Regions from separate parts of the Homo sapiens genome. Here region 1 is linked to region 2. The links are chromatin loops, found by intact Hi-C in ENCODE. Cell type or tissue: heart right ventricle. All regions are shown on one strand. Links, peaks and the distances in the headings refer to the core of each region. The heading gives the core; the rest is flanking DNA.

Region 1 (16,802 bases), core at 1,123-5,122, 310 kb before region 2:
TGCATAATGAAACCAATCACTTAACTTCTTCTTTGGCTGTTGGAAAGTCAGAGGTGCTAAAACCAAATTTTCTCAGTCCCTTAAGATGGACTGAAAATCCTCAAGCAAAAATCACTCTACCTTATATATGGAGGAAAATCTGAAGACAAAGGAATAAGGCATCTTAAGTTCTACTCCAGGAAGTTTGTTTAAGTTGCTGTCTTGAAAACCAAGCCTCTGATATTTTCTTAGCTGTATTAAATTGTAGCTAAAAATAAATGGCTATTTAGCATGTGTTTACTATCCAAGGTCCATAGAGCAAGCAAAAGGGCAGGCTACTGCTTTTAAAACCCATGTAGGGATTAATTAACAGAAGGGCACTAGCTAGCAAGTTATGCTAAATGACAAGTCTTGATTAAAAGCTAAAAACAATGCTTATTTCAAACCTAACTTCCTGGTCTATAGTTACTCTCAACTTTAAATGCAATTTGCTAATTTCAACTCCAAATACATATATATGCCCTTGGGGTTAAGAAGTGCTTCGGTCATGCCTGTAATCCCAGCACTTTTGGAGGCCGAGGCGGGTGGATCACAAGGTCAGGAGATAGAGACCATCCTGGCTAACCAGGATAGAGACGGTGAAACCCCGTCTCTACTAAAAATACAAAATATTAGCCGGGCGTGGTGGCGGGCGCATGTAGTCCCAGCTACTCGGGAGGCTGAGGCAGGAGACTGGCGTGAACCCGGGAGGCGGAGCTTGCAGTGAGCCGAGATCGAGCCACTGCACTCCATCCTGGGCGACAGAGAGAGACTCCGTCTCAAAAAAAAAGAAGTGCTTCCGACCTTATTTTATCAAAGCCTTTCATTTTCCAAATGAGAATTTAAGGTATTTTCTCAAGAAAATTTTTATGAAACAACAAAAAACCCGATGTTTTTAATCTCAGAATCTGAAGATCACCTATGCTAGAACCGCTATACAGTAGACAAAGAATTAGTTTTTTCTTTCCTCATATTCTGTATTTCAGGCCCAAATAATCTACCCAATTTAGAAGGGGAAAGATGTTCATTTTTCTTAATGTGTGATGGAATTTCAATATGTACAATCATAACTTCTTTGAAGATGGGCTGGCACACATAGAACTGTGCATTAGGCTTTTAAAACTTTCCAGGATTACGTAGAGTGAGTAAAGGCGATTGACACAGGAGGCAGTCTGATGATGTGGAGTGAATTGGGAATCACAGCATTCCCCACAAACTGCTCAGCTGATCTTTCTGTATTACCTGGAAGCTCCTCTATGAGCCTGGCTTGTAGCATTTGAGGTCAAGAAACCAGTCATTAGGACGTAAATTTGTCATTTGTCAGAGGAACACAGAGATCCAAAAATAATCCTGCCATAATGTAGTTCATTAGATTAGCTGGTTTGGGAAATAGGTCACAGGACTGATATAAGTTGATGGGACTGGGGTTAGGAAAGGTCTTTGTGTAATTCGCAAAATTATATACTTTGATGATCCCTAAAGTGTGAAGATCTATGCAACCTGAAGTAGCAGGCAGACTGAAGTCAAGTCAGTGAAGCATCAGGGAAGGAAGAAAAGAGAAGAGCTGCTACAATTTAAGGGTTTCCTAGCAATGGGACCTGGGGCAAGATTCCTCATGTGTACCTTGCCCAGAAATAGTAAAAAATAGACTGTAATTTCTTTTTTTTTTTTTTTTTTTTTTGAGACAGATTCTTGCTCTGTCACCCAGGCTGGAGTGTAGTGGCGTGATCTCGGCTCATTGCAAGCTCTGCCTCTCTGGTTCCCGTCATTCTCCTGCCTCAGCCTCCCTAGTAGCTGGGACTACAGGCACCTGCCACCATGCCTGGCTTTTTTTTTTTTTTTTTTTTTTGTATTTTTAGTAGAGTCGGGATTTCACTGTGTTAGCCAGGATGGTCTCGATCTCCTGACCTCGTGATCTATCCACCTCGGCCTCCCAAAGTGCTGGGATTACAGGCGTGAGCCACCGCGCCCAGCCCAGACTGTAATTCTTAACACAGAGCCTAGCACAAAGCAGGTGACATGCAAAAATAGTATTAGATGTTGTCTAAATTAGCTTTACCAACTCTGTGCCTTCTCTGTGTCAGATAATACACTTTTTACATTTCAACTCATTTAATACAACAACCATCTTACAGTTAGGAAATGAAAATTCCAGAAATAAGTATAGAAGATGATATGTATGCAGATGTTTGCCTGATTGTAAAGCTCATGGCTTTTCTACTTCTCTATATGTATGTAAAAATAATTTTGAGAATGACTTATGGTGGTTACTTAACTTTGCATCAGTTCTGTCATTTAATATTCATATCTATCTTATGAATTTGAAATTATTATCTTATGTAACAGGAACTACAACCAGAAAGGTTAAGTGCCAAAATCATACTTTTTAGTAAGTGGGTTAGTTTCCTGTTCGGGTTCGTTTCTCTATGATACACAATTGAGACATAGGTACTCAACTGTCAACCTGCAATCAGTCAGAGACTAAGTTGCTCCTGAAATTTTGTCACTTTAGAAATGCTGTAGTTTAATGAAGGCCACTTTAAAAACAATCACTGCCAAGTTGGGAAAAGTAATAAAAATGGTAACTGTGCTAAGCAGAGAGAATTACTTATTTTATATTAATGAAAATGAATCTTAAAGTGTGGCACACATCACATGTAACATGTATTTTTTAAAAGTTCATGTTACAATGTACCATTTGCATAACTTAGAAATTTAATGTAATTAAGTACACCAAATGCAGTGTTATTTTATTCATCAAGATATGGAGTAATATTTAGGTCAAAAATACCACATTTTCAAGCTTTATGGTAAAAGATACTTCACTGCAATATTTTCTAACTGAGAAATCAAAGTCAATCCATAAGGTATTTGACATATACAATTGAAATATACAAATATGTATTAAACTGGAAAAATATATAGATTTAAAATTCTATAATCTAACATTTAGACATATATATCTAATCTAATAATTTTTCAAATTTGGGTACTTTATATTAAATTAAAAGAGACACATGTTTGTGTCATACAAACTCATATCATAGCAAATATTATAGAAAATGCTTGCCGTAGGTCAGATACAAAGATGAGTACATTATACATAAAGTTCTTCATCTAATCCTGAAAGTTACCGTATAAAGTAGGTACATTCTTGATCCACATATTGTAGCTTAGGAAACTAAAACACCTAACCAGAATTTGGAGCCAAGCTGTCAAGATTTCAAAGATTGTGCTTCTGTAAAAGGAAAGTCAAATCCTTTCTGGTTCAACTTTACCTGTTGAAAATACTTCTAAAACCCAGTTTTCTGCCATCATAGATACAGAATTCAGAATACAATCTTAATTTCCCACTGGAATGTTCCAGAGTGTAGGGAAAACTAAGAACCAAGGTAATCTATTTTAAATATTTGTTTGCATTCATTTGAGTCTAGCGTATATTTTATGATCACAACACAGCCAGACTGTGTTCTGTTACCAATTGTTTCCATTCTCTGAGGTCAAGGAGAAATTGTTTAGCTCCTATGTAAAAAGGGTAGAAAATGTCTAGAAATGTATTACATTCTATCCAGAAGAGGGCACTGGCAGGTATTCAACCCAATATCTGATATTTCAAACAGAGGGAAGCAAAGCTCCAATGTAACAAGTATCTTTTCAGTAAGATGGGCTTCCATTCATGCCCTGCAGTGTGACTATAAGAAGCACTAATATACCTGGATAAAATCATGTTTTGGAAACTGATGCTAGTATTTTTAGCAGTTAGCTAATTTTAACAGCTGGCATAAGATTGCACTTTTAGTTGATATTACTGCCTAAACGTTCCACATTTTTCCTAAGTTTTACTTTCAAGGAAGTTTACATTATTTAGCATTCAGTTATGAAAGTTCTGTCAACCATTACACAATGTACGTAAGGGGGCTATGAATCAAATGTGCCTCATGATATTGACTTTTTGAGCACAATTCTGTTTCATCAAAACTTACAAGACATAGAAATTGAAAAGAATCATGGTTTTGATGTCTGATTTCCTGAGTGGCTGAGACAAGTGGTTTATCAATCATATAATTTCTGCAGATCATTTTAATTAGTTTTCTCTTACAAGCAGTTCTTTTCTGCACTGTGTAGCTATGAAAGTACTCTTTATTTTGTGTCCAAGGTTTATACTTAGAAACTCTCTGGGAACAACTGTCATTGTCAGGCCTTGTCTTTGTTATTCTTGTGTTGTGAAATTCCATTTGCCATATCTGAAGCTTAAATGGCAACAGACCCTGTTGAATAATTGTCTTCTAGTGTTAGATGATTAGCTTTATATGTGCAAAATGGCTTTTTAGAAAAACTACCTAGATAAAAAGGTCAAAATCAAAATGGACCAATTTGAAAATTATCATTGCAACAAAAATTTGTTGTGGACACATACTCATTGAATATATACAACGTATATTTACTGAGACTATAATATGTGTCAGCCATTTCTATTACAGGCTTATTGAATTTTTCAAGTAATCGATGGCAATTAATTTGTCACATAATTGTACTACTTGCAAAAATAATCTCCTAAAATTAATGACTTTGTCTCCTGTGCTACTATTCGAAGGCAGAGTGGAAATGGCTTTTAGGTTATAGAAAAGAGGCAGAGTGAGTTCTCTCACTAGCTGTGTCTTAGGTAAGTTCCAGGTCTCTGCAGTCAATCGCCATATCTATAAAATGAAGATGATATTACTACCTGGAAATGTTGTGTTTACAACCTTTATCAGAGTAGTTTACTGCTGTAGAAGCTCGACCACTGGTAACCATTGTGTTTAAGTTTAATTTTCACTAAAAGCCCAGGCTCTGACTGTAATGGTCACTCAGAGTTGTGCCACTGAAAGGGCACAGATGGCAGTGGTCAAGTAGGCCACGTCCTCTGCGTGCCTTTTTCGCTTTCAGAAGTAGGGCTACGAAGCTGAGGACAGCCAGAATGACTGCTGAGATTCACATTTCCATTAATGCCTGTCCATTCCAAAAAAAGATCAGTGTATGCCAACGGCGAGATGCCTTCCTCAATGAAGTCAGAATCTAACAGCGATGAGATCCTTTGTGTTTACAAGCCTTGAAGCTGAGATCAGATGGCATTGCCATTGAGTCGGCTAGGAGCCAGTAGTCTAAAGTCTAAGTATATATTATACTGTCTGAATCAACTTAGTGGCTCTCAGTTCTATCATATTTGAAACTCATTTTTATAATAAATATTTGTTAATGTCTCTTTTGCTATTCCAAAATGAAATTGCTAACTCCCTCTAAGAATAATCTTAAATCAATGTAATATGTTAATAGTGACATAAAAGACAATAGTAAGAGATTAACACATACAAATAGAGTACTAATAGTATAATATGCAAATGCTTAGGTACAATTATACCAGATGATGTGGTTATAATGGGTAACTCTGGATTTAGGAAGTGTAAAACAATAGCCAAATGTGCCAGTTATTTACTCTTTGTCTCTCGGTTCTAAACTTGCACTTCTATGCTCTGCTTTATGCTGCTGGGGCTGAGACCCTGCAAACTACATTCTGCTTGCCAAGATTCTCTCTGTTAGGATCTGCCACTAGGAGCACCAGAGACTTCAAAGCTGGATGAGGTGGAAGAAACTTGCCCCTTCCTGTGTCCCTCTAGGGGAGCTCCTTGGCTGCTTGTGGATCTTGTGAGCATCACTCTACGATGCTTCAGTCACCCCCCACCAACAGCAGAGCCTCCTTGTGGCAGCAGCTGAATACAGTTTGCAATTTTGTTCAACACTTGGAGAACCAGGTTAATTGTCTCCTTCTTCCCTCAAATACCAGCCGGCCATTGGTCCTCCTCAGAGGTCTGGATTCCAGCTTCATGAGTCTTTCCTCTGAGCTCAGAGATACTAGCACCAGCCGAGCCACGCCTTGCTTACAGGTCTGAGTTTGAGTTTCACTAGACCTTCCCTCGAAGTTTTTTGTTTTCCTTTTTTTCCCCACAATTCTGGGGGTGGGAAGCAGCTGCTTCCTGAAGTTGCTACTTCCACAATACCTTAGAGTTTCTTTTTCTACCCTTTAAGTTACCAGCTGACAACTTTTTACTAATTAAGAAGTGTTTGTATTAAATCTTCTCTGTTCAAATAGCTGGTATCATTTCTGCCTCCAGAGTGGACTCTGACCACTACCTCTACTGAATATTGTCAACATTATTTCTTTCCTGAGATGAACATTTTATTGGACATTTGAAATAAGGCCTGGTGATAAGTTTATATATATGCATAAAATCATAATAAATGCAACAGCTACTGGTACTGACTGATGTGGGGATGACACATTGGTGGCTGGGAAGCCACTAGCAGCATTGCCATTGCTAGGTTCAAAAATGATGAACAACTCTTGATCTCTTGATGATGTACTAGACAGAAACTACAATCTGCCCTGATTTGTAGTGCAGTTCCATTCCTGGGAAAGTTAGCACACACTAAAATGGGGGAAAATACACTTTGTGTTTTTATGTAAAATATAGCCATGCCATACAAGATATGAAAATATTCATTGTTCAGGACAGTCTTATGCATTGCTGTTTGTCTAAAAACTCTCACTCTTACCCACTAAGTGCCATTGCACTTATCCCAATTACGGGTGACCAAAACTGTGCCCACATCATGTCTTAGAGTAATGTCATATCTGTTCAGAATAAAATAAGGCAGAGGCAGAAGAGGCCATTTCCTTTATGAATTTAGTTGAGGATAAGTCATCCCATGGGTCTTCCACACTGAAAGGGCATCTCCTCATGCTTCTTTCCACTTGGCAAAAGTCTCAAAGTCTAAGTTATAATGAAGATAGTTTTTATGAAAAGGATAATATCCTAAAAGAAATTCTTAGCCCCTATAAACACATTTTACAATCAATATATGTTAATTTTAACATGAAAGAAATAAAACTAGTACAGGTAATAACAATAGTAATATTTGTGCATAATCATATTATAATACATAAATGCCTAGGCACAACTACATTAGATACACAGGGTGAACACAATTATCAGTCTAGTTACCCTGGAGCACCCTAACACAAGACACCAGAGCGGCCTTTAAGGTTTGAGAAGAAAAGGGAAAAAGACAGAAAATGATTCTAAAAATCAATAAAAATGTTATACAGCAAAGGTTTTATGAAGAAGAAGGCAGCATGAAGCATAAGGTTAGGATTAGAGGGCCCTCAAGATTAAGCTGAAGTTAGGGGAGAAAGTACACATGCGTGGTTGATATACATGTGTATTTTTATTCGGGAAACCTGTTGGTGTGGACACATATATATACAGACAACCCTTGAACAACACGGTTTGAACTGTACACATCTATTTCTATGTAGAATGTTTTCAATAAATGTATTAGAAAAATTTGTGGAGATTTGTGAAAATTTGCAAAAACATGCAGAGAAACCATGTGGCTTAGAAATATATTAAAAAAAATTCTTAGGTGTGCCATGAATACATAAAATATATGTCAATACAAGCCTATTTGATGATTTGCTACCATAAAATTTACACAAATCTATTGTAAAAAGGTAAATTGTATCAAAATTTATGTATATACTTACTGACCAAACATGGCATCACTGCAGTTGAGAGAATTATAAACACACATAAAGATGCAGTATTAAATTATAACTGCACAAAATTAACTGTAGCACATACTATACTACTATAATTTCATAGCCACCTCCTGTTGCTATTGTAGTGAGCTCAAGTGTCAAAAGTATCCACTTAAAATGCCATGTAATGCTAATCATCTCTGCATGAGCAGGTCATAACCCTGGTAAATTACATATCACAATAAAAAGTGATCTCTCATGTTTCTGGTGTATTTTTTTAAACATGTTTTAATGCAATAGCATAAACCTTGAATAACATATGAGACCCATACAAACTGCCACTAGTGATGCTGGAAATGCTCTTAAGAAGCAGAGAAAAGTCATGACATTACAAGAAACAGTTAAATTGCTTGGTATGTATTACAGATTGAGGTCTGCAGCTGTGGTTTCATTTCAAGATAAATGAATCCTGTGTAAGGATCATTGTTTAAAAAAAAAAAAAAAGGAAGGAGAGAGGAGAGGAGATAAGACTCATGAAGCCACTGCTGCAGCTATGCCAGCAGGCATGAACATCTTGGACTTTTTGCAAAATACCTTTTTATCTTGAATTGAAAATGCAGCTTTTATGTAGATACAGAATTGCTATAAGAAAGGCATATCTATAAACTCTAATATGATTCAAGAAAAAGCAAAGTCATGGTATGACAACTTAATAAAGGAAGGTGAAGGATCTAAAGCTAAAAAAGGAAGGAGAGGAGAGGAGAGAAGACTCATGAAGCCACTGCTGCAGCTATGCCAGCAGGCATGAACATCTTGGACTTTTTGCAAAATACCTTTTTATCTTGAATTGAAAATGCAGCTTTTATGTAGATACAGAATTGCTATAAGAAAGGCATATTTATAAACTCTAATATGATTCAAGAAAAAGCAAAGTCATGGTATGACAACTTAATAAAGGAAGGTGAAGGATCTAAAGCTGAAGAACTTAATACCAGCAAAGGATGGTTTGATAATTTTAGGAAGAGATTTGTTTTAAAAATATGAAGATAACAAGAGAAGCTGTATCTGCCAAACAAGAAGCAGCAGATGATTTCCCAGACACCATTAAGAAAATCACTGAGAAAAAATGGGTATCTACCTGAACAGGTTTTTAATGCAGACAAAAGTGCTCTATTCTGGAGGGGGCAGGGAATCCACAAAGGACATTTCTTAGTAATGAAGATAAGCAAGCACTAGGATACAAGGAAGGAAGGGATAGGTTACCCCTACTGTTTTGCACAAATGCAATTGGATTTATGATTAGGACTGCCCTTTTTATACAGCTGCTAACTCCCAAGCCTTGAAGGGAAAAGGTAAACAGCAGCTGCCAGTCTTTTGGCTGTACAAGAAGAAGAGCTGGACAATGAGAACCCTTTTTCTGGATTGATTCCATCAGTGACTTTGTCCCTGAAGTCAGGAAGTACCTCATCAATAAGGGACTGCCTTTTTAAAGTTCTTTTAATACCGGACAATGCTCCGGCCACCTAGAACCCCATAGTTCAACAATGAACACATTGAAGCAGTCTACTCACCCCCAAACACAATGTCCCTAATTCAGCCTTTAAGTCAGGGGGTCCTAAGGATTTTTCAGACTCATTATGCATGGTACTTTATGGAAGGGGTTATCAACACTATGGAAGAGAGCTCAAATAGAGAAACATCATGAAAGCCTGGAAGGATCATACCATTGGAGATACCGTCATTGTTATAGAAAATGCCCTGAAAGCCATCGATCCAGAAACCATAAATTCCTGCCGGAGGAAACTGTGTCCAGATGTTGTGCATAACTTCACAGGAATTATGACAGAATCTATCAAGGAAATTATTTAAAATATTGTGGATATTGGGGAAAAAAAGTCAGGATGAAGGGTTTCTGAAATGGATCTTGGAAAAATTCAAGAGCTAATGGACCGCCAGAGTAGAGAAATTAACAGAAGATGACTTGATGGAGACGACTGCTTCTGAATCCGTGCCAGACAGTCATCAGTTTGGCAGAAGGGTTCCAATTATCCGAGATTCCTTTTGACTTCTTTTACGACATAGGCCCCTCTATGAGACAGGAGGCCCATGAAAACAAAGCAAATGGTGAAAGAAGGATTGGTACTTACAGAAACATTTTTAGAGAAATGAAAAAGCAAAAAGTTATACAGAAATTACAATGTATTTTCATAAAGTTGCACTAAATGTGCCTGCCTCTCCTGCCTTCTTTTCCACTTCTTCCACCTCTCCATCTCTGTCACCTATAAGACAGCAAGACCAGCCCCTCCTCATTCTCCTCCCCCTTAGCCTACTCAATGTGAAGACACCAGGATGAAGACCTTTATGATGATCCACTTCCACTTAATGAAGAGCAAGTATGTTTTCTATTCTTATAATTTTCTTAATAGCATTTTCTTTTCTCTATCTTACCTTACAGTAAGACTACAGTATACAAAACATATACAAAATATGAGTTAATCAACTGTTGATATTAACAGTAAGCCTTCTCAATCAACAGTTAGTAGTTAAGGTTTTGGAGAGTCAAAAGTTATATATGAATTTTCTACTGTGAGTGGGTCAGCACCCCAAACCTTCATGTTGTTCATCAATCAACTGTACATATTTAAATACAATTTGTGTGTGTGTGTGTGTGTGTGTGTATATATATATATATAATATATTTCTTTATTTGACATAAAGAGGACATTGTTTTGTATCTTATTCAAAGTTATTAGAGTTGGGATACATTGCCTTATATATACAGTATATCAAAGAAAAGTTATTAGGTTAAAATAGAAATAATGACCTTTTAGCAAAGGTCACTCAATAAATATCTGTACAATTAGGAATGAACAATAAGTTATAGAGTGAGGAGAGTGAACTAAAAAGAAACAAAATTATAAATGCTGATGATGCTGATGTCCAGATGATGAGCAGAATTAACTAGTGGTGAAGCTCTAATCTCATTTACTCATTAGAATTGAGGACTAGTCCTCCTTGAAAAATGGTGACCAATGTCCTGGTATGCCAAGGACAGTCTGACTTATGCCTGTTGTCCTGGTCTTTATTAATACTTTACTCTTTAATTAAAAAAAAAACACACCACTAATTTGGATAATGGTTAAGAAAACTTAGGAAAACTGATAAGAACAAGTAACATTCACTGAAAACTTAATATGCGCTATGATGATATTTTCATGTTTTTATATGTGATTGTATTTACTTATTGTAACAACCAAGAAAGGCGATTATATTTACCCTGTTTTACATCTTAGGATTCCCAGAGACTCAGAGAGGGTACTTGAATTTTTCAAGCACGTGCAGTTTCCAACTGTCAGAGGCAGGATTTCAACCCACAGCTATCAGATTTCAAGCTGCCATTAAACATGCCTGGGATATCCCTTCTGAGAGGAGAGTAGGCACAAAATACAACTAACCAGGAAACAGATTCCTTATGCAGTCAGGAAGAAAAAGAAACTGGGCCATATATAAGCTAGGACCTTGCTTGAACAATGGGAAATTTAAAAAATAAGAAGAAGAAATTATCCACAAGACATGTTTTCAGCCAGACTAATTTATGACCACTGTCAGCCACTGTAATTGCCTATTTGTACATAGTCTGTACTCATATAAATTCCCATACTTGCAATGAAATAACTGTCTGCTTCAGGCAAATGACTGGAGGACTTTTTTTTTTTTTTAAGCACTGTAGTGTGGGGTCATAAGAAAACACAAAAACAAAAACCTATATTCTTGAAAAAATCCCTCCCAGGTAGAACTAAAAAATCCTAGGTGGTTATCACAAGATGCCTAAGACAAACTTTCATCACTTCACAATTTTGACTATGTTAAAACTCTAATTGGTTAGCATGTTGCTTTCAAAATATATTCATGTGCCTCCTATTCTAAAATGACTTAAGGCTTTTAGAGCAGAAAGATCCAGAATTCAACATTTTCCCAAATTTCCAGAAAGGGCAGTACTTATAAAAGCATTTGGTCAGAGACAGCGTTAGAAATATACTATCCCTTGGTGAAGCTGTCTGGGACAAATAGTTTTCCAATATGCTTTTAGACAAATTTATGGTTTAATGAAGTATTTTGCCTACTTGATCACAGTAACAAATCAGACATATTTATCACCTTCCCTTTTAACAGGCAGCAATTCTGTCTCCCAAGTAGACTTGGCTGACACTTTGCCATATTCTTCATGGTCCAAGTGATTAAAGAGTCCAAAATCTTAGACTGACGCAGTAACACTCAGACGCACAAAAGTAACTTTGGAGCTGAGGGCCAAACTGGGGACACAAAAACCCTCTGGTGGGTATAAGATGACTGAACGAGTTTGTCATTTTTCCATTTTCAAATTGCCAACCTCGCCCCCTTCACACACAGGAAAATTGTATTTTTCCCAGAGCACATCTGTCAGACAATACTCTGAGGAGTGTTTGAAGCCACTCTGTGTAAACAGAGCAGAGACGATCAGAAAATAACAACTGCCACGTGTGTAAAGCTCCCTGCTGATATCTGTGAGAGCACATGGGTGTCAAAACCATGAGCTAAGAGCCCTGCTCCCATTCGTCACCATCAGCAGTCAACCCGAGAAAAACTGCTGAGCCTCAGCCCAAGTCTGGAGACCTGCTGCTCACTGGAATGCACTAGGGCTCACCATGCAGCCCAAATGGCCTCATCACAGTCATGTGTGGCTTTCCCTCTTCAGGTGTAGACTGAGTCCCATCTCCAGCATTACCTGTACACCTGTGATTGGACCTGCCCTAATTCTGCACATTTGATGAAACTGTCTCAAGACCCCCACCAGCCAGTTCTGCATATCACCATCAGCAACAAGAGTTTCCTTTCTACCTCCAGCACCCTGCATCTATGCAGAAAACAGACAATCTGTCAGTAGTTTGCTTTTTTATTTAGCACTCCATTTCTAGAAAGTCGTGTCCCTAGATATTTATAATCAGAATGATGATTTAGCTGATATACCCAGGTGTAATACCTAGACGATCTCTTAAGATTTGTATCTTACAAAGGATCTATCATTTTTTTGTGAGTAAAATATAAGTATCAACTTTTTTATTATTCATATACTTTTTATGTTTTTATGCTAAGGCAGTGTGTGACAGTTTAAGGAAGATGTTCTATTTACAGCTATTAATAATTTACTCTTGCAACTTTTGTTAAAATATTTATACAAATAAGTTGTGCATGATAATTGCCTTGATTACATTTAGATACTGAGCTGTGAAATAAGCAAGCATTTGTTCAGAAAGCAGGAGAGGTTAAAATGTTATTAGAAATGGCTGAGACTAGAGGAGGTCAGAACTGGGATGAACTAAGTCCTGAGGTCTGTGTGCTTTGGGTGTGCCCCTACTCCTTCATTTTGGAGAGGACCTATCAGGGGACATTGACTAGTGCGCTTTTAGGACAGAAAAGGCTCCCCTGCAACCAGGTAACCTCCAATGGGCCTGTTGCCTAAAATGATTTTAACTAGAGGTAAAGTCTTTTATATTAAACTTAGACTTCAAAATGTAAACACCCCAAGAAGAGAAAACAGATTGACTTGAATCTACCTTAAGATGTAAAGGACAGAAAACTATTTTCTCTCAGTTTTCCTAGAAGTGGGAAGGAAACTATAGACTGCCATATGTGAAGCAGGCAGGAAGGAAGCCTCTAGAAAAAGAAAAGGATATAACAGTGAGGGGCAGGGCTCTGGAGGGGGCCACCTCACAGCTTTGCCAAGGGGGAGGGTCATTCCCGTTTCCTCCTGCTCCCCATCCCTTCTCAGCTGAGGGTCTTCTCCAATTGACCATACACCATATTTATATGGGCCTAAAAGTCATAGTTTTTCAGGGAGAAGAATGGACACAGAGAGAAGATAAATGGATGGAAAAAGGCAAGCAATGCATATTTTACAAGGGCCAAAATTAGTGGAAAGAGGACAGAAATAACAGAGTGCTTGCAAAATGGGGTATTTACGTGCAGAGAAACAGCGTGCTCTTGCACCGCTAAGCACTGTTCTTTAAACGTCTCTCTGCATCCCACTTTCTAAAATCCTCAACCAACTGCCTCTTAACCACACAAGGGTTCTTAGAGCCAGATTGTCAATGATAAAAACAAAATAGGACCAATTTATTAAGCATCCATTATTGAGCAGACACTGCACAAGGAAGTTTATGCAGTTATATCACCTAATTCTTATAACCATCTGCTGGCCCCATTTTTTTTTTCAGTTCAAAAAAGGCTCAAAGTCATATAATAAGCAACTAGCAAGTAGGAATTTAAACCCAACTTGCCCTGGCTCCAAAGCCCAAGCTCTCTCCAATTCATTATAAATACCTCAAAAACATCTCTTATTTGTTAATAAGATGCACTATTTATTATTAAATTATTTGTTAATAAATGCATGTGTATATTAGTATTTATTTAATAAAATTCTTAATAATTATTTGTCAGTAATATTAATAAAATAATAATGACTATGATATATAGTTAGGTTTAGTAGGGCCCTAGCAATGGGATATTTGATATTCAGGTACATTCAGGGTAATTCTTTTCCCTGGAATATTTATTCACAGCTATGGATTTATTTAGGTGTGGAGGAGTCTTCTGAAGAAAGCAAAAATTAGACTCATGTCTTAAATTGAGGCTTAGACAACTATAGACATGCTTGATGAATTGGGATGAGGCTAGGAGAAGATAAAAGCTAGGTTTTTCTTATTCCATGAAAGACAATTCATCATGAGACAAAAGTACGGTATGATGCCTGGATGCAGTTCCAGGGTCTAAGAATCAAATCAAATGATATATTCAGGTGGAAAATGACAAATGCCTTGAAACCCTCGAGACCTAGCCATGAAAGCAGAATATATATTCCAAGAGTCAAAGAAAAATTATATATGCAAACCAAAAAAGCTGCCTTTCAAGATCTGCAGATTGGGTTCCAAGCAATGCTGCTGTGGAACCCTCCCTACAAGAGCATACCACAAGGAGAGAGCCATTTCCTTCCCAACCTTCAGCAAAATGCCACGCCCTCCTAGCAATACCAGACAAGGAGTTAATTGCTTGAGGCTGACCTGCAATAGCAGCAGATTCCTGGCTTTGCAGAACAGAAGGAGGTGCTTCCGGACCGCTTGTCCAGCCAGCATGTCAGGTGCACAGACAAGGCTTGTCAGTAGTAACAGTGATATCAGTGACCAATGATCAGAACTATCTGTCTGAGCACTAGTAACAAGCTGCTTGCTACTTGGGGATACTTTGTTGAGACTGGGCAAGACACAAGTTGGTTCTTGGAAGCAGAATGATTTAGCCTCCTGTTGAGAGCAAGCTCATTTGTGCATACACAGCATGGGAGCCACTATACTGGATACCTTACACACATTCATTTGTTACATTCTGCAACAATTTGTTAAGAACAGTACATTATTCATATCTTAAAGATAAATAACCTGAAGCTTAAAAAGGTAAAGTGAGGCTGGGCACGGTGGCTCACGCCTGTAATCCCAACACTTTGGGAGGCTGAGACGGGCAGATCACCTGAGGTCAGGAGTTTGAGATCAGCCTGGCCAACATGGTGAAACTCTGTCTTTACAAAAATACAAAAATTAGCCAGGCATGATGGTGGGTGCCTGTAATCCCAGTTACTTGGGAGGCTGAGGCGGAAGATTTGCTGGAACCCGGGAGGCGGAGGTTGCAGTGAGCTGAGATCACACCATTGTACTCCAGCCTGGGTGACAGAGCGAGACTCCGTCTCCCGCAACCCCAGGAAAAAAAAAAAAAAGGTAAAGTGACTTGCCCCAAATCACACAGCTTTAGTGTTCACATTCTTTCTACTATATCCTGTGCTTTTTCATGACCCTTTACTTATCTCCTCATATTCCTCAGACTAAGTCCCAGATATTCTAGCAATGACCTTTTATTCAGAAAAATTGTTATTTGGGAACATTATGAAATATTTCATAAATTTAACTATTTACAGTTACATACATACCTGGGCCTTCCCCTATAATTATTTTGTAATTCAACAGAATATGATATAGTAACCAGAGAATTTCCTTTGAATGTAGAGAAACCCAAAGGTAAAGATGAGCAAGCAGATAATTCATGGGTATACCTCACAAAAAGAGATGTCAGCCAAATTTATCATTTATGTCCTTTTTAATTGTCTGCTGGACATAATTATGGTACAACTTTTAAAAGGCAATAAAGTGTACCCATTCTTTATCTCAAATACACTTTGCATTCATCCCAAAGCAAAGTGCAGTTCCAAAGAGTCTAAAAACTTGTAGAGAAGAGTCAGGTGTACAACATATACTCTTAGGAGTACTAATGAATGCTCAACATTCTATCAGTTCCCCCCAACTTTTTTTTTTTCTTTGAGATGGAGTCTCACTTTATTGCCCAGGCTGGAGTACAGTGGCATGATCTTGGCTCACTGCAACATCCACCTCCCAGGTTCAAGCGATTCCCCTGCCTCAGCTTCCTGAGTAGCTGGAATTACAGATGCACGCCACCACACCATTAATTTTTGCATTTTTAGTAGAGATGGGGTTTCACTATGTTGGCCGGGCTGGTCTTGAACTCCTGACCTCAGGTGATCCACCTGTCTCGGCCTCCCAAAGTGCTGGGATTACAGGCGTGAGCCACCACACCCAGCCTAGTTTTCCTTTATGAACTACACCCTGCAAGAGAAGGAAGTTGCCTAATACTTATCCTACTCAGCATTCCTTCAAGGAACAAAAGACAAACTCTAATGAAAACTGATCCAATACAGTTGGTATGAGTGATTAACTTTGCACAAATGATCATATATGTATCAGGCATTTTCCAAGTGCTCTCAGCTAAACCATTTTAAGAGAGCTCTAACCCAGTAGTAGCAAGAACAAGGTGTAAGAAGAAATGGCAATGAAAGGCAGTTTCTTGTCGAAAGTCACCAAGAAATCATGAGTTTAGAAGTGGGTTCCTTACCATTCTGGATGGTTCTTGACTTGATGGGTAATAAACTGCCTGTGGTAGTCCAACAAGCAATGGCAATGTAAGTCAGAAAAATGGAAGTGCTGTTTTTGGAGAATTGTATTGCCAGCTTAATACAGAAAGTAGAAAAGCTCATGATGCTTATTTGTTGTAACCAGCAGAGTTGGGGAGTAGGAGCTTTTGCCCAACCTCCTCATCAGGGAAAAGCTTGAGG
Region 2 (16,802 bases), core at 5,281-9,280:
GCCACAGCGGCCCAGCACCCTGCACCTTTTAAAGTGGCTCCAAAAAGGAGAAAGCCAAATAGATCAGGGTGGTAGGCGCGAGTGCAGGGAGCTGCGAAGTTGGAAGATTACTGCTTTTCAAACTGCCAAAGAGCAAAATACTAAGCGAGAAACTCCGTCCAAAGCAACTGGAACTCGAGGTTCTTTACTAATGAGAGTTCCAGTTACCATCTTCAGAGAAAGGAGCTCAAAAGAGGGAGTTTATTTTTTGCGGAATGTCTTCCTTGTTAAGAAGAAAATTAAAGATTAAAAAAGAAAATGAAGGGTCTGGCAACTATGAACCTAATGGTGCCCTAACGTTTGCTATTCTAAGGCCGAGAATGCCAGATGGGGAGAACGCCATGAGCTTTTGAGCTTGTGTATTTTGCGAGAGGCTCGAGTGTGAACAGTAGACTACAGGCCTTGAGACTGAGAAGGAAGCTATAAAATGTGGGCCAAGGGAATGTCTGCAGGACCGGGTTTCAGAGCACCCTATCGTGGCGGATAAAGAGCCACTAACAGCTTTTTTCTTTATTTAGTAGCCAAATTCTTGGTTGGCGCTTTGAGAAAGGAGTAAGCATTAAGCGAATTTAACCAAGTAAAATGTATCGTCCTGCCCTTTGTAGTCCCATAGTTCACTATCCTAGAGATACCTATTTTTCACTATTTTATTAAAGTGTATTGAAAACCTACCATGTGTCGTGAACAGAGTTTTTGTCAAGAGACAGTGACAAAGGCAGTGGTGCCCAGCAGTTGTTGGGTGACTTTCTTACATGATGTTACCAGACTAATCAAACAAGAACTTCACTGTTCCCTATAAAACATGTCTGCGACATTCATCCTTTTTGCCTTCAAGTTTAGGAAGTCCCTAAGAATCCCTCCTTTTGTTCCCTTCTCTTCATCATCCTACCTTTTACATTCTGACCAAAGTAAAAAAAATAGTGGCAGCTAGAGAACTACACAGGGAAAACATCAGGACATAGTTGGTCTTGATACAAAAGAGCTATTGCATCTCTAGAGGTATACGGGGAGCTGAGAAGTCTCCCTCAGAAAACTCCATGCCCTTCAGTACCCGGGTTCAACACATAACTAAACCTTGTACCTGGTACACAAGTCCTAAGGAACACCACACAGACTATGGCAGTGAGCAGGCAGATGTGTAAATAGGTGTTTCCCTGTCCCTATTTACAGGAGGTAAATAGTATTACCTCCACAGTCCCTCCTGGAGGTAATACTGAGTTGGGCTCAAAGGTTTTATTAAAAATAGGCACAGTGCAATGACTTGTTTAACACTGAAGAGAAGAGCTCCTGTTAGACTGTTCAAACAGCCCAACTGTTTCCCCTTAAGGCAAAAGACACTATTTTGAATAAATGCTTCCATTTTGAGACATCTACGTGGTATTTATAGAAGGCGTATGAGTCAATTTGAGTGAGGTATGATGCCAAAATGTGCAAAGGAGTGAAAACATTGGTTGTTGTCCTTGTTACCATATGTATAAAAACACTTCACAAAAGTCTCCAATGTTTGTGTTGCTAAAACATGGAAGACTGGGTTCGAACATTTTAAAGGAATGGTTCATTGTAGGAAACGTGAAGTATAGTATAGAATTAGCTTTAGCACTTTCAGAAAGTACTGCATCATTTGAACAAATTTTCTCAGTTATGGATGCTGTCTAAGATGAGAACAAGTTGTACAGCCAAAGTCATCTTCATTGTTAAAACTAAGTTTAGATTATCATGCATTGAATTTTACACTTATTAACTGGGATATACATTTCAAAAAAGAAAAATCTACTCTCCCAACAAGGCAGTACTCCGAAGCCTACCTAAAATGCCATCCTTTGGTTCATGGAGTGGCACTGCTCTACAAAACCCATTTTGTTACCTCAGTAAATAAGCTTCCTGGATGGAGTCTAAGGCCAACTAATACTACATTGAATCCCACTCTACAGCCAAGCATGTTAGAAGAAGCAGCTTACATCTGTTTGCTGTTCCAGACGTGCAGTCTGAATTTGATGTTTTCATTTGAAATATACTCAGTGTTTAGACTTGCAGAGGTTGTGGCCCATTTGTGGCTCACCCAGCTCTACTGGAACCTAGGATGAGTCGGTAGGCTGAGAAGGAGGGGAGTAAAAAGTGCTCACTCTTCTTCCCTCTCTTCCTATTTTCTCACTTCCAAACACCATGACAGCCCTAGATGTAAAGCAAGTAGCTTTTTAAAAAAACGTATATTTAAATGAGTAACAGTGGCATACCAGGTGTTTTGGCACCTAAAACAGCTTAGTGAAAGGCAAAAGCAGAGCTGAAAGGCAGCCAGACAAGTAGGAAATAGAAAGTGATCATGGGTCCTACCAAGCCCTGCATGTTCCACCTCAAAGTTACACGACAGAGCGGGAGACTGAGTTCAGAAAAAGAGAATTGATGGAATGTTCTCAGTGTGCTGTGCAGAACTAGGTCTAGGGCGTCTGCTTCGTACTAACACTGGGCACTGACATTTGTACTCAATAAAATCCTCTTAGATTATGATTTATCTTAAAATCTGTGTTTTCCAAAATCCTACCAAGCCATGGAAGTTTGGGGATATCCTGTGTGTGGTTGAGTGGGTATATCTATTTGAGGGTCTGTGGCTTCCTTTGCTTGTTTTACATTATGTGCCTGAAGAGACAGCAATGACATGACCTTAGTATTTATGTTTATTGTGGATTTTCTTTTTTCAACCACACTTCTTTCCTTAGTACCCTTGGCTTAAAGTGCAGTGACCTAGATTATTTCCAGAACGGGCCTATTATATACATTGGTCAATCCAAACTATCATACTGGTTTAAAGAAACCTATGAAGCCTCCTTCAAGCAAAATAAATGCCTTGGACTTAGTATTCCCTATTTAATGATTTGCCTAAAATAAAGTCACCTTGCATGACTCCTACAGTGAAAGTTGAAGCAGGTAACATTTATTCTAAATGCATAGCTGTTGCTCTGCTAGGAAAGTAGGACATTTAAGAGTGTGTGTGTGTGTGTGTGTGTGTGTGTGTGTGTGTGTTCTCTGATAATAGTTGTTAGACTGGGTGTTTTAATGAAGATAGCAAATTTACTTTATATCCAGGACTTTTAAGCTATTGGAATTTATTTTAAAAAGCATATATTGTGCAAACACATTTTTCATGTTCTCTTCCAGTTAAATTTTACATAAAACAAGCCCAAAACACTATTTAATGAAGACCTCTTATATAAGTATTAATAATGAGCTAATCAATAACTTTTGGGTAGATGAATAACTTTGTCCTTAAATTCGTAACTCTATTTTCTGCTTATTTTCACACCAACTTGATTATATAGCGGTGCTCTGAAATTCCACGAATGCTTGAACCACCTACACTTGTTGACAGTTTAGCGAATTGGAAATAATCAGTAAATTATTTCATAACTTCCAAAGATATAGGAAGGAAAATTAACCTATTATTTATCTCTGAAATAAGAATAGGTGCTTTACACCAAATTCACTGGTATTTGGCAGTATTCTCCCAAGTTTCTTAGTTTGAAACCAGTTAATTGTTCTCTTTTTAAATTTAAGATAACATAATAGGTAGTAGTCAATCTGTTCCTTTTGGCTGTAACAGTTAAAAGAATTTTAGTGTTTGTTTCATTTTAATTACCCAATTAACTTTTTAGTTCTACTGCTATTTTGGGATCAAAAACCTGCAAAAGATTTTAGGCTTTATGTTACTAGCAGGAGAATGGAACTCACGAAGTACAATAGTGAAAGGGAATGGCTTGGCATGGGTTCGATTCAAGCTTAACAGGCTAAAACTTTTAGAAGGTAAGATAAATAATGTGACACATTAATGTCCCATTTAAATATATATATTATATATATGTATAATATATAATATATATATATACTAAATGCTCCAACTCCCTGGTTGGAACTCATATCCCTGGTTATCTAACACTAAATTATCCTATTAGAATAGTTGGTAATGTTCTTAGATACACTTTGAGTTAGCCCATCAATTCATACCCAAATACTTTAGCATTCATAAGCTGCAAAATGAATTGTTCTAAAAATAAATTGTCATTTGTTCCACAGTTTCCAAAAATGCCTTGGAAGGGGGGAAAAACTATTCCAGAGAGATGAAAGTGGGTGGGATGGAGGAAGTGTAATAAGATTGTGACTCGTGTATAGGGAGAAATTTAGTGTTTCCGGTAAAATTGTTTACAAAAAAAATTATAAAGGCCTACAAAGAAACTTACTGTTCTGTGCTAAATTATTTCCCACTCTCCAGTACTATGGAAGGACTGACTTCAAGGTCCCTAAGACAAATGGTCACATCTAAATAAAAAATGTTTTTGCACTATTCCTTTCTCAGAAGAGAGTTAAATCTTTTCACAGAAAGACACAAGAAGGGTTCAAAAGACCACCATTTTTGCAGTGTAAAGCAGTCACCCCTGCCCTTCCCACTGCAGCCCTTGGCCTTTCTCACTTTGAGAAGTCTTGCAAAAAGGGTCTTCATATTAGGCTGTGAGATAGTGTTGCAGATGTAAGTTGGTTTTGTATGAACCAAGCGTCAGCAAGTTTTAGGTTTGATGTCGGGGACTTGGAGTACATCTTGGGGTACACTTCATAGCTGAATTAGACATGCGGGTGGAAAGGTGACAACACTGTTTTCCCCTTGGGCAATTCTCAGGTTGGTGTGTCGTTTCAGAGTTGCTAAACGCTGAGGAGTTAAGAAGAGAGGAGGGTAAAAGGACGGAGGAGGAGGAAACAGATGGGGTGAATAGAAACGGTGTAAGAACTAGAACACAGGGAGGAGGACTCAGGGCAGAGCCCAGAGCCCACTGCAGCACCGAGTCCACGGAGCAGCCAGAGGCTACTACCAGAGCCTCAATTGCCACCCCAAAGTACCAGCTGGGGGCAATCTTCTCCGCCCCAGCATAGGAGCCTCTGCCCTTTTAGACTGTCTAACAACTCGCAGTTTCTCCTTTGCTGCAGGAATGGTGGCCGCAAACGGTCTCAGCCTCCGCACCCACCGCCTCCGTCCCCGCCCACCCGCACCTCCTCCTCCTCTGCCTCGCGCTGCACCCGCAGGCGGCAGACCCCTCGGAGCGCGCCACCCCAGCTACGTTGCATTGGCAAGGTTCGGAGGCTGGAGGGCAGCAGCCACTTGCTGCCCCAGTCGCTGGGGCTCTGGGTGCCAGTGCGGCCCCCGGCAGAGCCCAGGGCGTCAGGGAGGCCGTGGAGAGCCATGATCTACTGCACCGCAGTGCCAGCGTCAGGAGCTTCCAGAGCCCGGGCTGCCACTGCGGGACGGCCGATCTGCCCGCTCCCTCCTTCAGACACAACCCCAGACAAAAACAGCCGGCCCCGGGTCCCTCTCCACCCTGAACGGAGCTAGGGGACGCCACACACTCCCGGCTGCCAGCGTGAGCGGTTCCGGGAAAGGCTGCGCCCAGCCTCCTCGCCAGCGCCGCCGCCACCACCATGCAGCCCTCCAGCCTGCCTCCCCTGGGTTGCTCGCCCACAGCTCCGCGGCCGCCCCCAATCGCCTCGGACTGAGACGCGGGGACGGGAACCCCTGGGATCCGACTCCCCAAATCAGATGCATTTGCATTTCTTATGTAATGTACTGCAAGTTCCCTTGTTGGAGCCCTTTGGAATCGGGGCGCATGATCACCAGTAGGCTTAAAAGCAGGAACTCACGGCCTGGCTCATCCCCACCCCTGGCCCTGTGGGACCCCGACGCAGGGCTTTGACACCGCTTTCTAAAGGGGGGGACTTCAATTACAAATATTAGAGGGGCTGGGCTTGTCCTCTCAGTCTGGGGTTCCCTCCCGGCGCAAGCCTTGCTCAAGTATTCCCGGTGGCAGGATGTGTCAGAGGCAGACAGGGGGAATGAGTTAATGCTCGGGCACCCGGAGCTGGACGGGGGAGGGACGCGGGGGCTGACGGAGGAGCGGGGCCGCGAGGGAGGGGGCCTCTTTTACTTTGGTAAAGGTGATCGTGGTGGCGAATATTGTGCAAGCTAATCAGAAAGTCTAGAGCAGGTTCTCGGAACCCAGCTACGTCCCTCGAACCTGCTGCAGAAGTAAGGGGAGCTCGCGGTTCTTTTTCCTGGCAACTACCGAAGCTTCAGCTGCCTGGGGCACAACCTTAAGCCATAGCCCTTCACTATTCCACCAAACATAGGCAACCAAATACATTAAAAAAAAAAAAAAAGTTTCCTCCTCCCTCCTAGTGATGGATTGTGTCACAGCCAAGGGATGCCAATAATGGTTTTGGGGTTCGTAGACGCCGATCCAGCTGTTACTTGTTTATTCATGCAACACCTCTATATGCAACACTGTCCTGGTTCCTGGTATGTTTCCCCTGCCTTCCTGCATAGCAGAACTGCAGATCTAGCTCGATGAGCAACAGACAGGTTATTATGAGGAAAAACATAACATGATGCATGTTTCGCTTACCAGTTGGGTTCTTGTTTTTCTTAAGACTCTTGCCACAAAGACACTGCAGCATATGCGTTCCTTTGCTGAAAATGTTCCAAAGAAACCACATTGATTTGGGCGAAAAGCAATCCAGCAGCTTAGACACCCTGAGAAAGAAGAGATCCTTGTGGTTGCATAATAATAATTTGAAATCAGTTCTCCTGAAGAGGGGCACCGGTTTTACCATAGGAAAAACGATAATATTCCGGATCTTCTCCCAGTTTTTTCCCCTCACGTGGTATATTTCTTTGAGACTTCTCAGTGATTGTTTGTTTTCGGCCAGGGTGAATGATTTATCCCCCCTCGATCACCACCGGATTATTACCAAAGGGTTGGAGAAAAAATCCTTTTTCAGCATGAAGCCAAACAGAAAAGCAAAGAGATCCCAACTGAGATCAAAACTAATCAGGGAGAACAGTAATGCACAAAAGATCCCCAAAGAGAAAACCATAGCCTTTTTACTTGATCGCTATGAGGATGGGTGGATCTGCAGAAGGCAAAGCAGGATTCATCTTACTGAGAGAAGACTGCCATTGTGTAGCCCCTAGGAGAGAAGGAAAAAAAAAAAAAGAGGAAAGAAAGAAAGAAAAAAGAAAAAAAAAGAAAAAAAAACACCACCACACACACTCACACACCAATACCACCTCCGAGATTGAGTCTGACAGCCGAAGACAGAGCCTCCCTTCTCCCAGTGTCGATTTTTTTTTATAATCAATCGCCAGTGCTCAGTGGGATCGGTTTGAACCTGCAGTTCTCAATCACCACGAAGAAAAGATGCAAATTTAGGTGCCCCCTCCCCTTGTCAGTCTTGTAGTAGGTAGAGAGCGCCACAAATCCCCTTCCTCCTTCCTCTCACTCTTCCAGTTTCCAACAACCGTGAGCATGAGGAAAATCTCCCCTCCGGATTCCTCGCCCAGCCTCGGATGTGAGTTACAGGCATTAGAGGGAGGAGGAGGAGGAGTTGAAGTTTGCATTGAAAAGACTGGCTTTCCATGACGTAGCCACGTGCTTTCAGACCCGTCACCAGTGAGATGCTTCAACCAGCCCAGGGAGGGCAGTGTCACTGCAGTCTCTCTGCTAGGGCCCCTCCTGAAGTCTCCCCACCCGCCAGCTCCAGCCCCAGCCCCAAACCCAGACCCAACGCGCGACCCTCTCCCTCCTCCGCCAAGCGCCAGTCAGCCTGCTGTTTGCTCTTGGAGCCAATCTGACAGCCTTCTATTAAAAGTGAATTTTGAAAAGTAAAAATTAAAAATTATAATGAGTAAACCTTAGAAAATGCATGTTGGGAGGTTGGAGGTGGGGGGGAAATAAAGAGAAAAATGGGTTTAATGCTTCTCCACCCAGCCAAAATCAGTTCCACCTTCACATTTTCAAAAGCAGCATATAATGCACCTAAAACATTAAGGAAAACTCAAGTTCCTTTAATTCTTATTATTGGACTCCTACTTGAGGGGCTGTTTGAAAAATGTAAACTAGATATATAACAGATATTACCAGAAACCGCCTCTTAAAAGGACAACCACTAAAATCTAGGTGGCAAACTGTACTTTTGTGGGGAGGGTCATGTATACATGAGAAAATGTATGCCTTTTATAGACAACACGTTACCTTTAAATAATTGTGCAGAAAGTCCCTGCTTAAATCACGCCCTAATTCTTTGCATGTTTCTGCACTCATTAATTGAGCTAACATTAAATTCACCCTCATTTACTTCTCATCTGCACATCTCACCTACACTAATCCAACCTAACAAAACAGGCAAGTTTTCTATTTTCACCAACATATAACCCAGCTTCCTACTTGCCCAGAAAAATCAAAGGATTTCAGACCAAGCTGTTATTTTATTTTATTCTACTTGGAGGAAAATACAATGTGCAAAGTGATACAAACAATTACAAAAAATAATATAACAAACTCCAGAGTACCCGCTACTCAAAAGTAACTTAGCATTTCATCATATTTTTGAGATAAGGATTTTAAAGAAGTAAAACTGACCACTCCCATTCTCTGTAGGTAAATGAATTAAACTTATGCCAGCTTATTTCTATTTTTATAGGTAAACTGACATAAAAATTTTAACTCTAATTTAAATATATATATTTAGAAGTTTCTTCATAATTTCAAAAAAATTAAAACTACTGCCTCTACTGCATGGTATATAAACTTAGATGTCGATTTATATAGTTGAGGATTGATGGAAAAGACTGATTTGATTTTAAAAGTTGATTTAAAGAAAATCGACTAACTCCTTGATTATCAGTTGTCAAAAAACAAAAAATGGAATAAACATCTTTACCACTTTTAGAGTTTTCTATTAGTTAGGATGCTAAAATTAGCATTGATATCCTGACCTTCTGGGAAACATCAGTCAATTCTAGGTAAGATAGAAGAATTTAAAACCAGTAAATCCCATAAAGGTTAAGACATTGGAAAGCTATATCATGATGGCCTTGATGTGTCAAAAGGATCATGTCATACAGCTTTTAAAAATTACTACAATTTAAATATGGTCTAAAAAGGTTTGTGAGGTAAAGAAATAGAGAATACTAAAAGTACCTGAATGTAATGCCAGTGACTTACTAAGAAGAAACAGACTGAAAAAAAAAAAAATGAAGAGTGGAATTCTTTTTGAAAGAGGAAAAATGGAATAGCATGGCCAAATAATTAGAAAATAATTTTTATATCAATCAGAGACAGATACCATATGCTGCTTCTATAACATGTTGGTGTCTCCTAGGGGGTTCCAGAATATCCCAATATATTATCACTGGGCAAATGCCAGAGAAATAGCTGAAATATAAATAGGCCTTCCAAACTCACAGGCTCTGATGTTATGTTAAAACTTTCTGAGTTCCCTGGAGTATTTCACAAATAGAGTAAAATTTGGGGAAATATTCTATAATTATTGGATCTTCTTAAATGCTAGTTTGTTATAAAGACAGTCTGTCTCAAATCAGCTCTTCTTGAATATGAGAATTTGACTTTCTTCTCTGCATTCTGACAGTGAATTTGTTCCCTACTGAAATAAGGAATAACTGCCAGAAAACTGTCATTTCTTTTGCTACATGTTGGTGAAAAACTTCTTTGACTTGTGACCTAAGGAACAATATAAAAGACAATTAACTGTGACTACTATTTATTGAGAATCTATTATGCCAAGCAATGTGTTAGTTGCTTCTCATATTTTATACTATTTAGAGGAATGAGAAACTTTCTTATGATGTATAACATTTTGCTCTTTCTGCACTTCTTTCCTATATTTATTGATATATTATTTACTTAGGTTACATAGGCTACTATTCACATCATTAAACCCCGCAAAAAGCAATTGTTTTTGTCTGGAAAAGATGACTAACCAATTAAGGTTACTTTTGGTCTAAAGGACCCTCAATTTTTGATGTTTTCTGAGTAGCCCAATTCAGTCATTCAACCAATATTTATTAAGCATCCGCTCAGTGAAAATAACTGTACAAGACTCCACGTTGGATACTAAATGATGAACTTGAACCAGATTTCCAGTTATACAAGAAAGACTAAGTATGGTCCAAGAATTAACTCAGGTTCTGGGGCCTCCAGATCATGGATGATTCAAATATACATATGATGCTGACCTGAATTCCAGACAATTATTTAAGGTTTGTTTTGGAAGATATCAAAATGTTTGCTTACTCTTTGCCATGCTACATTCCAATCAATATTAGATGACAAAAATGAAAAACTATGGGGAAAAATGCAAGTTTTGAAATGCATGTAAGTAGAAATAAGATTTAAAAATCTGAGACTGTAAGAATTGATAGTAAAATTTGTAGTATATAGGAGAGAAAATCTGTAAGACTGTTTTCATAAGGCTAACGTAAAATAAACCCAGTACTCATAAACAAGTTCATTTAAAAATTAAACCTACCTTCAGCATATTATAGTAAACAATTCTAAAAGTAACTGTAATGACCAGAATTTCATGACACAATCACATTTGCATTTTATTTTAATGTAAGATATGTGAACTTTCATGATATTAATCAGCAAAAATCTGTAAAACTATTGCAGCATGCTTTTACTATTTGCTTCCAATTATTGCTCTTCTATTGCACTCTTCCTTTTAGTATTGAACCCCACCCGCTCTACAGTTTTGGAAGGGCACATGGGTACTCAGATGGAGAATACAATTTTCAGCCCCATCATAGTTAAGTGTGGTCACGTGACTAGATTCTGATCAATGAGATGTGAGCAGCAGTGACATGTTCAACTTCCTGGTCATATTCTTCAAAGGAAGCTCCTTGCCTTCCACGTCTCTCTTCCATCCTTCCTGTGAGCTGGAAAGAAAATGGTGTGAGTAGCTTTGACTACTCATGTGGACAGGAACACACACCAAGAGTGGTGTAGTATCAAGATTCAAGAAAGCTAGCACCTTGGACAGAGCCACCAACCTACCCTGCCCACCAGGCTCTGCACTGTTGACAAAGAAAGAAACTTTTATCTTGTTTGAGGTTGTCTTAGTTCATTCTCACTGCCATAACAAAACACCATAAACTGGGTAACTTATTAACAATAGATATTTATTTCTTACAGTTCTGGAGGCAGGAGGTCTAAGATCAAGGTGCCAGCACTGTCTGGTGTGGGCTTGCTTCCTATATACAGTGACTTCTACCTGTGTCCTCACCTCACATGGTGGCAGGGGACAACAAGTTCCCCCTGGGTATCTTTTATAAGGACACAAATTCCATTCATGAGCAATCCACCTTCCTGATTTAACTACCTCCAAAAGGACCCACCTCTCAATACTATCACATTGGGCATTCAATTTTAACATCTGGATTTGGAGGAACATAACCATCCATAGCAGACCACGTGTTTTGTGTGAATTTGTTACAGCAGCTTATTCTCTCTACTACCTTATGGGCTGGGCTTGTGTTAATAACAACGCACTTATATTTGGGTTAGTTATTTATTTTAAAAGAATAAAGAACTTAAGTACATAACATATACCTATGGCTTTACCCACAGTCTGCCACTCTCATTTCCATTCACTACAGCAGCTGCTTATCTCTTAGTTGCCTCTTGCAAGCCACCCTTGCTTATTTCCAGCACGAGTGCAAACATCCCACTGTCAGATTTTACTTTCCCTGCCTCCTTCTCTGTCCTGCTCCCTGCTCATCAAATATAACCTATGGCAGTTTAGAGCCTATGGCCGTGACAAAAAAGCTTTGATCACCGAAGAAATAGAAGGGCAAAGTGATTGAAAGAGTTGGCCGTCAAGGCACTAGAGATAGAAAAAAAAGACCAATGTGTATATAAGGACTTCAGTGTCTATATTTACCTTGTAAATCTTTTTCAAAAAGATGAAGCTTTATGTTGTTTGCACATGTATTCCTTCTCTATTTTTGTTGCTAACAATTATCTTCACCTTTTAAGGAATAATTCTAAATTTCACATCTCTATACTACTCATTAGTACCTGTTCTTCCTCTCCCCATGTTCCTACATTTACCCATGATATAAAAAACCTCTGCTCCTCTATGTTGGAGGGAACAGTCTGGGAAGGTAACTTGAGTTCATCTCTCTTCCCCTCCCAACTCCTCAATGAAGGAGAAACAACTTAAGGGGCCCAACCCCTTCTTTTCTCTCTGTCTGCAAGAAGCTTTCCTGCCTGCAAGAAGCTTTTAGACTCCTCAGCCTCAGCTCTTCCACGTGAGAAGCATTGAGTCACCTCTAATCGCCAGTATCTCTATCTCTGAGCTTGAGATTTCTTCTTTTTTTTCAGATTCAGGAGTGCATGTGCAGGTCTGTTACATGGGTATATTGTGTGATGCTGGGGCTTGGGCTTCTAGTGAACCCATCACCCAGATAGTACCCATCATATCCAATAGGTAGGTCTTCAGCCCTTGGGCCCCTCCCTCTTTCTCTCCCTTCTTTTGGAGTTCCTACTGTCTGTTGTTTCCATTTTTATGTCCATGTGCACCCATTTTTTAGCTCCCACTTATTAGTGAGAATATGCAGTATTTGGTTTTCTGTTCCTGCATTAATTCGCTTCGGATAATGGCCTCCAGCTGCATCCATATTGGTGCAAAGGACACAGCTTCATTCTTTTTTATAGCTTCATAGTATTCCACGGTGTATATGTCTCACATTTTCTTTATCCAGTCCACTGTCGATGGACATTTATGTTGATTCCATGACTTTGCTATTATGAAGTGTGCCATAATAAACATGAGTATAGGTGTCTTCTTGCTAAAACAATTTATTTTCCTTTGGGTATGTGCCCACTAATGGAATTGCTGGGTTGAGTGGTGGTTCTATTTTCAGTTCTTTGAGACATCTCCAGACTGTTTTCCATAGGAGTTGAACTAATTTACATTCCCATCAACAGTGTATAAGTGCTCCCTTTTTTCCACATCCTCTCCAATATTTGTTTTATTTTGTTTTTAACTTTTTTTTTTTTGAGATGCAGTCTCGTTCTGTCACCAGGCTGGAGTGCAGTGGCATGATCTCGCCTCACTGAAACCTCCGCCTCCTGGGTACAAGTGATTCTCGTGCCTCAGCCTCCTGAGTAGCTGGGATTACAGGCACGCGCCACCACACCCATCTAATTTTTGAATTTTTAGTACAGACAGGGTTTCACCATATTGTCAAGGATGGTCTCAATCTCCTGACCTCGTGATCCACCCACGTTGGCCTCCCAAAGTGCTGGGATTACAGGCTTGAGCCACTGCACCCGGCCATTTTTTTACTTTTTAATTATAGCCATTCTGACTAGTGTGAGATGGTATCTCATTATGGTTTTAATTTGCATTACTCTGATGATTAGTGATGTTGAGCATTTTTTCTTATATTTGTTGTCTGCTATGTCTTTTTTTGAGAAGTATCTGTTCATGTCCTTTGCTCACTTTTTAATGGGGTTATTTGTTTTTTTTTCTTGTTGATTTAAGTTCCTTATAATTCTGGATATTAGTCCTGTGTCAGATGCACTTTGCAAATATTTTCTCCCATCCCGTAGGTTGTCTGTTTATTCTGTCGGTTGTTTCTTTTGCTGTGCAGAAGCTCTTTTGTTTAATTAAGTCCCATTTGTCAGTTTTTTGTTTTTGTTGTAATTGCTTTGACTGCCATACCACCCTGAATGCACCCAATCTCATCTGATCTCCAGGGGTTTTTATTTAAACCACAGAAGGCCCTTTATCTAGGCACTCAAAGAAAAGACTAGAGATTAACGCTCCCTAGGAGAATTTCTCCATCACTAAATATTCCAGCTCCTTTGCCTCTTGGGAGGGATAATGATGAAGCATGTGTTTTACATCCATCCACAGTTTTCCTGTGGGATAAAGACATGGTCTCCCACTGGAGTAGTTGGCTTATCACCACACTATTGGCTTCCTCCCCTTCCCTAGATCCACTCCTGACTCACCTGCTGTATTTCCTCCCAAGTAAATTACTTGCACCAGAATCTGTCCTCTAAGGAAAATCAAGCCAAGACAAGGCTGAACAGATACAACAGGGGTTTTGGATAAAAGTATCTGCTCTCCAAATCCAAACCCTTCCTTAGATGGCCACTGCAATTTCCAGATGTGGAGGAAGTATCTAGAGACTCAAATTCTTGTCCTCAGGCCAAGTTTCCAGCCCCCAACCAAACTTATCAGTAATATAAATAGTATTTTTATTCTCATCTTTCTAACATGTGTGGTCATTTTTCTTAATTGAATCTGAATTCAGAAGTAGGAGGAAAAGGGAAAATTAATGATCACCTCTTAAGGCCCCCAAATACTAGAAAATAATATAAGAAAAAAACCCTCCTTTGTTCCAATTATGTTCAGAAAGTATAATAAAACAGTGAAGAACCTGCCAAGAGATACAGATAAAAGCAGGTGAATTCCCTTGAGTCCTCAGAAATATGAGCTTCTCTTGGCAATATTCCACAGGCTTCACTTCTCACTGAAATGAACTTTATCACAGTCTACATAGATATAACGGACAATAAAACCCCAATTCCCTGTACAGCCCAGCAAGAGTTCAGAGGACCCTCTCTGCATCCTTTGAGGCACGTGAGGGGATCTTTTTACAAGTTGAATTGGCCCTGAACAATTTGCGGACATATGCAGCAAAGCTCTTTGTATCAATGCCTCTAGACCTTTATAACCCATGTCTCCTATTAATAAACCTCCTAAACCTTCATTGATATGATTTAAATTTCAATATGAAATTAAGGCCTTGACTAAAAGCAAAGCAACAGTAACTTTTATAAACTAATTCAAACTACACGCTACTTTCTTCCCACTCATCCAAATTTTTCTGATGCCTTATTCGAGGCAAGTATGCTCCCAATTGAAAATAATTGTTGCCTGTGATTTGAAGTATTCTAAGGTCAGACAATATTTTACATACATGGAATCCAGTTTCTTAATTTCTATAGCCATTGAATGGGACAACTTTGGATATATCACTTTTAAATCACAGGAGAAATTTGTCAGCTGAACTTTTTCCATTTGAGGAGAGATTTATATATGCAAAAATTTAGAATATTATTTACCCTGGACAATAGGTTATAAAACTTGGATAACTGGAGAATTAAAATAACATTATTAAATATGTACCTAAATGGAAGAGATGCCTCCCTCTGAATGATGAATTTTCCGTGGTCAACTCTGCACCAACCCCATTCCAAGCTCACCTGAAGAAGCCAGAAATAAATTTCCCAGACTACCCTTTCTGTGTGTTTGCAGGATAGTTTTCTCCAATGAGAGGCCCACAAACAAGAGATTTGGGTGGCAGAAGAGAGGTCATTATTCTCTGAAGGCAGTTGTCAGGACCAGTGTGAGATTCGCAGTCAATTCTTGGCACATTCTTAAAAACCATCGCTTTGCTGCTGCAGACAAAAATCTCAGCCACTTCCCAATTAACTCTTAAGAGCATCCACTTTCAGTACTTCAGGCTGAGATCATGGATGATAGTTTCCCTGACTTTCATTTCCCAGCTTTCCCAACAGTTCTAAGTCTCCAATTCCTCTATTAAAACACTTTGAAACCAGAAAATACCAAATAACGTATTCCTGACTGATCCCAGATGGATACACAGTGTTTTCTCTGCCTAGGTTCTAAGCCATTATAGGTACCTGGTAGCTTACTGATAAGGAATTCGCTTTGAGTTTGCAATGGTTTACTTGATCCCTAAACATCTAGTATGACAATGAGAACTTCAATCCAATATGCACATGTTACATGCACTATGAAACATGTAAACAGGGATTATTTCCTTCCATAAGTGCTTACTGAGCATAGGCTTCCAACAGGCCTGTTTCGGAGAGAATCAAGTTGAATCTGTAGCACTTTTCACTTTGCTCTGAAGAAAATGACTCAGTTGGATTTATTTATCATATTTCTTCAAATAAGAGATTTGTAAAATCAAATTCAACCCTCACATAAGAAAATATACGAAAACCATTTTACTAGAACTTGAGGATAAGTGGTTAAAAAAACATGAAAATCATTGCACTTGTAATCTCACATTTCCTGTCATAAAGTTAAAATGAGTCATTCAAAAAGCTATTATTCAAAATAAATGTAAAAATTGCAATTCAGAAAAATGTGTCATATATTGTAACATTTAGGTTACAAACTTAATGAAGAAAAATGCCAACCCAGAGAGATTTTATACTCAAAAAAATAAATGGTACAAGTCTGTTGGACCATAAGTTTCCAGAGGTCAAAAGTTAAGGTTATTGAACTTGCTTAATCCAGCATCCTAATAATCTCGGATATATACACGTTTAATTGCTCATGTCCAAAATATTTAATTTCCACAACAATTTAGATTCAGAAGATTACATTATGTGAAAAAAAATCCTATTTCATGTCAACAGAGATCCTCTTGAGCATTTATAATATTGTAGATTTAGATGCACATAATTGAATTGTCTATGAAGGTGTGAAAAATGCTTAAATGTTGCATTTGAACATTGATTGGGTTTAATGTAGTATTGGCATCTTGACAGCAATGCACTTTTACTTTATTACTGGTCCGAATGAGATAGATAATAGAATACACACATACATATGATGGCTCAGAACACTACTTAGCACTTAGTTTTAATTGTTTTGATAAATATTAAAATAAACAATATATAAGTAATTAGTCAAGGATATCTTGACTCACATATTAGGTTACTTTTAAGGAATTTATAATTTGCGTAACATTGGAATAAAAGTATGCAAAAATCATATTTTAACCTCAATATCAATTACTTTCCCTTAATCAATATATACATTTCTCAAACTCTGATACACATTAAGATACACATTTTTGTTTGTTGTCATTTTAC

Evidence for each region. Hi-C counts contacts between places; a loop is a spot of excess contacts. Peaks named below come from ENCODE experiments on the same cell type or tissue, not always from the same donor. Only the 100,000 strongest peaks of a DNase experiment are listed, where the experiment ranks them.
Region 1: a loop joins it to region 2, with 4 times the contacts of the local background. A loop is called at or near these places in 2 of 110 quality-filtered maps.

The regions. Positions count from the first base shown.
Region 1 is chr13:102,085,731-102,102,532 of GRCh38, forward strand. It overlaps a transcript of FGF14 not described here. Among named protein-coding and RNA genes, the nearest start is that of MIR4705, 48 kb to the left of the region's middle. In heart right ventricle, for the core only: a CTCF peak has its summit at 3,568 (motif pointing right); no DNase peak of the experiment used is centred there; H3K27ac peaks cover 2,077 bases.
Region 2 is chr13:102,394,995-102,411,796 of GRCh38, forward strand. It overlaps FGF14-AS2 (FGF14 antisense RNA 2), which reads left to right. Exons shown (of 1, transcript NR_036487.1): 1 at 1-711. It also overlaps a transcript of FGF14 not described here. Among named protein-coding and RNA genes, the nearest start is that of FGF14-AS2, 8.8 kb to the left of the region's middle. In heart right ventricle, for the core only: a CTCF peak has its summit at 7,522; DNase peaks (open chromatin) are centred at 5,451, 5,917 and 7,447; H3K4me3 peaks cover 2,597 bases; H3K27ac peaks cover 1,880 bases; H3K27me3 peaks cover 653 bases.